Regions from separate parts of the Homo sapiens genome. Here region 1 is linked to region 2. Evidence: chromatin contacts called from ENCODE Hi-C or POLR2A ChIA-PET data. All regions are on one chromosome and are shown on one strand. Each heading gives the region's core, a stretch centred on a gene start or an enhancer-like site at or near the end of the contact. The rest is flanking DNA. Distances are from core to core; before and after follow the strand shown.

Region 1 (3,072 bases), core at 542-3,041, 110 kb after region 2:
CAAATAACTTCATATGAGTGTTCCCATGACAGTACATCTTGCTTTTCTATACCTGAACATCATGGAAAGTGCATCTTGCAACCCAGCAATTTTGGCCTACAATTACTTTTTTTTAAATGTACATAATATGTATTTCCTGCAGTACACCATTCTACTCATGTTTCCCAATAACACCTTTCCCTGTATCCAAGCCCTCATATTATGCTCTGACAATAAATTGGGCTTTTCCATCTGACTTGTCCAGTGAATGGACAATGGAAAATGTGATGCAAATATCCATTGGTTCTTGCCTTTTTGGACACAGTCATATTGTGAGGAGGTCTGGAGCTACCCTGGTGGAGACACAGGGCCTAGCCAAGAGTCACCACAAACCGCCAGATTGTGAAGGAAACTATCTTAAACCAACCAGGCTCAGTCAACCCACCATGTGACCAAGGCCTCTTTTGTGATCCAGGCAACATAAATATATCAACTACCCAGCTGAACCCACCACACCAAAATGCAGATCCACAGAACTTCAAACAAATAAAATGGTGGTTGTTTTTTATAAGCCAGTAAGGTTTAATTAGTTCCTTAAACAGCAAGTATTAACTGTTACACCTAAGTGAACAGAATTCAATATGTTTTTAACAAAATTACGTAGGGGGAGAAAGTCTTAAATTACAAATCAAATACAATCGATAGAACTTCACAATCTAATGCTAAAGCTAAATTTGGTGATGGACTAGGTTTAATATATCTCAAACGCTGGAAACAACGAGGAAAGGTTGAAGGAATGGGACTGTGTTTGGAGAGTATTTTAATCTTCTCAGGTATGACAGGTCACTCCTGTACCCCAGACCACACTTTCAGGCCCCTTCAAATAAGGAATATTTCCTAGGTCCTTGCCTGTTCTTCTCAGCCGAATTCACCTCAACCTTCTGAAAGTTCGTCCAAACCTACCACTGTCACCTAGTCTTTGCAAATCTTGTGCATTCTAGGGAGTAGAATTAATATTTCCCGAGCGAGGAAAACTGGGATCTTCACCTGTGACCTTTTATCCTCCTCTGAAGCACCAGTGGGAGGTTAGACCAGAGGGCTGTTCTTTCAAGTGCGCTTCTTATTCATAGGGAACCCTCCCTTTCAAACCTTATAACACACGGTTAAGACTGAAGTACCCTTAAGGCTGAAGACCATCATCCAGTACCCCATCTCCCTCGCGGCATCAGTGAGTTCTTCCCTGGAAACTAGGTCTCGTATAAACTTCTGTAAACGCAACCCAGGAGGACTAGGCAGGTCACACAGTGAAGGAGGGAACCAGAAACTTCACTTGCTAAAGAGACACCGGGAAACCCAACTAATACAAACGCCCAGTTTAAGACTCGAGGCGCACGCGTTTCGCACTACTCCTCTGGGAATGGGGAACGTCTCCCGAGAACTGTGTGTTCGCACTGGGACAGATGGGCAAACTGAGCGTCATGCGGGTTGGTAACCGGCTCCCTCAGCGGCAGGACAGGAGCGCGGCCTGCAGACTCCGGGCCCAGGGCCACCGGCCTCGCCTACCCGCTCCTGCGCCTCTAGAACCCGCTTCACTGCCGGGACCCCACGCCTGTCCTCCCAGCCCCCGCCAGGGTCCGCGGCCTGCACCTGCACTTCAGGCCCTGCCCGCCCGCGATGCGCCCACGCGTCTGCTCCCACAACTGGGGAACACTGGTCCGGCCCCCCGGGATCCCCCGGGCCCACGGGTTCCTCTTCGCCCTCGCACCGACCCGCAGGGACATAGAACCAAGCCCCAGGCTGGCCCAGCTACAAGACCGCCTCTGGGTGCCGCACTTCCGGAGGAAAATGGCGGAGTGGGCGGGGCGGCGCATGCGCAGAGAGAAAAGCTGGTTCCCAAGGTCCTTGATGGTAACATCATTGGAAGGTGACACTACATTTCCCATGAGGCTCTGCGGTCCCCGGTTAGGAACCCAAGCCGGACATTCTGTTTTGCCCAGCAGTGAGTCCAGTTACCCAGAGACCCGGACTTAATGGATCAGGACTGGTCCCTACCCAGGTGACACAGATGTGGCATTCTGGTTCTTTATTAAATCCTGGTTTCACAGCCTGGCACATTGTGAAAATAATGGAGAAATTTCAATAGAGGCCAATTGGTCTATGCTATTAATGAGTAACTTTTTTTTTTTTTTTTTTTTTGAGACGGAGTCTCACTCTGTCACCCAGGCTGGAGAGCAATGGTGCGATCTCGGCTCACTGCAACCTCCGCTTCCCGGGTTCAAGCGATTCTCCTGCCTCAGCCTCCTGAGTAGCTGGGATTACAGGTGCGCGCCACCACACTCACCTAATTTTTGTATTTTTAGTAGAGACGGGGTTTCACCATGTTGGTCAGGCTGGTCTCGAACTCTTGACCTCGTGATCCGCCCTCCTCGGCCTCCCAAAGTGCTGGGATTACAGGCGTGAGCCACTGCGCCCAGCCCTCAAGTCTATTTTTTATAAATGCATTCGAAAGCATGAAAAAAATCATGTCTCTATTTTACTTTAAAATTTTAAAAACACAACTAATGAATATGGTAATTCTCTTCCAATCCGTTATCTTTTCTCTCACTAAACTAATTTATAAGCCTTCAATTTACACAGTTACAAAAAATGCTCTAGTGCATATACTGGGATAAAATAACAGGGTCATAAGACAGGTGCACTCCATAATCTTTGTGACAACTTACACTTCCAGTGTCTGATAAATATTTGCCCATAAACTCCCACGTTTCATCCATCCACCAATCAATCAAATCTAGCTATCTTTATTTATTTATTGTGAGAAAGACCTGAACTTTGCCTTTCCTTCCCTGATTTCTGCCACAAACTAGGCAAGGATTTCTGCCTAGGGGTTTCTCAGAGCTCCGGCCACCACCGAGGTTCCTAACAGGGAAACGCAAGCTTGAATGCTCAGGGTTGATGTGGGAGTGCGTGTGAAACGGGGTTGGGGTGAAAGGGCAGTGAAGTTTGTAGGTGGGCAGATGAGGGTGTGAAGGGCTTTCAGGTAAGAGGCACGCAGGAGACTGGGAGAGGCAGCGAAAGCACCTCACGCCTCAG
Region 2 (2,944 bases), core at 33-2,532:
AGTGCTGGGCCCACAGCCCCGTTGGCCGGTGGGGAGCTCAGCGGCCCTCCGGATCGCCAGCCTGGGTTACTTCATCCCAGAGCGATTCAGACGAATTCCGTTTCCGAAGGAATGAGCGAATTCCCCAGAGAGCAATGAGCGGAGACTCGGGTGGTTGTCTGTTTTTCATCCACATGGTTCACAGATGACATATCCCCACGTTTAGCCCTGCAACAGAGCGCGAGGCGGATAGTCCCATCCACACAGAAGTCACGCTCAGGCCAAGTGAAGCGTGATTCTGGATTCCACGTTTCTTTGCTCTCTGCAAAGGTGCCTGTTACTCAAGTCTCTGCCGCCCCCGGAAAGCGTGACCATGTTGACTGTTTCCCGAGCTCTGTGGGGACCCAGAAACTTCCAGGAATGCGTGGAAGACCAGCATCGTGTCGGTGCTCTCCTTTCCAGTTTTCAAACAGGCTATATCGAAGACTCCCCATTTTGCAGAAAACAGGAATCCATCCTCAGGCCGTGATGCACGGGACGTTTCTTTTTCTCTGTGCTTTCGCTCTCATTGTCTACATGAAAATGAACGAGATCCACACACCTGCGTGTGTGAGACTATCACGGCAACTATGACACCCACGCGCTGGCAATAGAGTTGGCAGCCTGATCCCAGGACAAAGGTACTGACGGACATCCAGACACACCCCACCACAATCACTAGCAAACCCACTCCCAAACAGACACATACGGGCGCACGCGCGGGAACACAAGCATACACGCAGACACACAAAGACACAGACAGCTTGAAGAAGAGCAAGGGACAGAGGGATGGAGAGATAGAAACGGAAGGAGAGAGAGAAACAGCGATAGAGAGAGAGACAGAGAGGGACGGGGAAACTGCGAGAGAGAGAGAGAGAGAGAGAGAGAGAGAGAGACAGAGAGAGAGAGAGAGACAGAGAGGGACGGGGAAACTGCGAGAGAGAGGGAGAGAGAGAGAGAGAGAGAGCAAGGTGGAGAGGGAAGTAGAGAAAGGGAGAGGGTGAGGGAGCTAGAGAGGGGGAGCAACAGAGCCTTGGAGAGGGAGGCTCTGCTCTGGTAGACAGGGGACCCTTTGGCGAGGGTAGGGTGGAGGGTGCCTGGGCCGGGCTAGAACAGGAGGGCAGGGCCGCCCACGCGGGAAAACCAACGGAGCCCTGAGACGTGTTTTTACTTGGATTGGTTGGTTGCTTTGGGCGTGCGTTTCCTAGCGTCATTCCTTTGTTGGCTCCTCCCTGTCCTCTTGGTGCTGTGGGCCCTGAAAGTTGTCGAGTGCGCCTGTCCCTGTGGTGGGAGCAGTGGCGCCGAGCGTGCCCACGGGCCGCCGCTTGGGTTTCTCTCGTGTTCAGGGTAGTATGGACGTGGACAATGGCAGTGGCCCCTGGCTGGCCCAAGAGCCGGGTCCAGATACGCGCGCCTGATTCCAGGCGTCATAACCAACCCGGGGCCGCGAGGCTGGGATCAGGCACCCCGGAGCCGCTTGCCCGTGGCCGGGCTGCTCTCCCCCTCTAAGCCTAAGCACCGCCAGTCGCGGCGCTGCGCTTTCCGCCGACCTCCCAGAGCGTCCCGCCGTCGCCGGCGGCCAGCCTCGCGCAGGACCAGTGTGGCGCCGCCCTGCTGTTGCTGGGGGGCGCCCGAGGCCTCCATTCCTTGCCCAGGCTTCCGGCTCTCGGGGCGGCCTCCCTTCCGCCCACGCTCCAGGGCTTCCCCGGCTCCCGAGCTCCGAGCTTCCACCACATCGGCCGGCTCAGGACAGGTATGCTCATCCCGTCACTTTTTAACTTTTTGTTGTTTCTATTTATATTTTATTGTGCTATGTCTTGAAATGTTGTTGTAGCTATTACTTTTGATTGGATATTATTTAATATTCCTACTTTGAATAAGAGTAGTTTGCACACCACACAGCTATAGTGTTATAATATTGTGTTTTGTTTTGTATCCTATTAGCAGTGAGGATTTTTTTACCTTTAGGTGATCATTTATTGCTCATTAATGTACTCTCTTTAGCATTCCTTTAGGACAGACATGGTATTCATAAAATACTTCAGCTTTTGTTTGTCTGGAAAAGTCAGTATTTCTTTTTATTTGAAGAACACTTTCACTGTATATGCTATTCTAAGGTAAAAGTTTTTTTCCTTTAGTACTTTAAATATTTATTGCTTCTCTCTCCTGGCCGGTAGGGCTTCCACTGTAAAGTCGGCTGCCAGACGTGTTGGAGCTCACCGGTATGTTACTTGTTTCTTTTCTCTTTCTTCCTTTAGAACTTTTCTTATCTTTGACTTTTGGAGGATCTACTGAACGCTTTGAAATAGTCTTTTTGGGGTTAAATCTGCTTAATGTCCTATAACATTTTTGTAGTTGGATATGGATATCTTTCTCTAGGTTTGGAAAGTTTTCTGTTATTATCCCTTTGAATAAATTTTTCTACCCCTGCCTCTGTCTCTACATCTTCTTTAAAACCAATAGCTCTTAGATCTGTCTTTGTGAGGCTATTTTTCTAGATCCTGTAGGCATGATTTGTTGTTTTTATTCTTTTTCTTTTGTCTCTTCTATGTATTTTCAAATAGCCTGTCTTCAAGCTCACTATTTCTTCTGCTTGATCCATTCTGCTATTAAATGGCTCTAATGCATTCTTCAGCATGCCAATTGCATTTTTCAGCTCCAGAATTTCTGCTTAATTTGTTGTAACTATTTCAATCTCTTTGTTGAGTTTAGCTGATAAAATTTGGAATTTCTTTACTTTGTTATCTTAAATTTCTTTCAGGTTTTTTTTTTCTTTTTACAGCTATGTTGAATTCTCTGTCTGAAAGGTCACATATCTCTTTTTCTCCAGGATTTGTCCCTGGTGCCTTATTTAGTTCACTTGGTGAGGTCATGTTTTTTTCCTGGATGGTGTTGATGGTAGTAGATGTTCTTCAGTGTCTGGACA

Evidence for each region. A loop is a pair of places that touch in the nucleus more often than their neighbours do. ChIA-PET counts read pairs that join two places held with the same protein, here RNA polymerase II (POLR2A). Pooled maps may share reads with other maps.
Region 1: a map of PC-9 shows a loop between it and region 2 (14-fold over the local background). The contact joins the promoter of ZNF717 here to the promoter of LINC00960 in region 2. A Hi-C loop is called at or near these places in 1 of 168 maps with a recorded cell type or tissue (PC-9), 1 of 37 single-sample maps with no recorded cell type and 4 of 50 pooled maps. POLR2A ChIA-PET finds 5 or more read pairs at or near these places in 1 of 52 experiments (AG04449).

What each region holds. Positions count from the first base shown.
Region 1 is chr3:75,783,758-75,786,829 of GRCh38, forward strand. It overlaps ZNF717 (zinc finger protein 717), which reads right to left and starts at 1,792. Exons shown (of 5, transcript NM_001290208.3): 1 at 1,627-1,792. RefSeq lists an enhancer at 1,905-2,054.
Region 2 is chr3:75,670,999-75,673,942 of GRCh38, forward strand. It overlaps LINC00960 (long intergenic non-protein coding RNA 960), which reads left to right and starts at 1,283. Exons shown (of 5, transcript NR_040005.1): 1 at 1,283-1,771; 2 at 2,196-2,240; 3 at 2,849-2,944.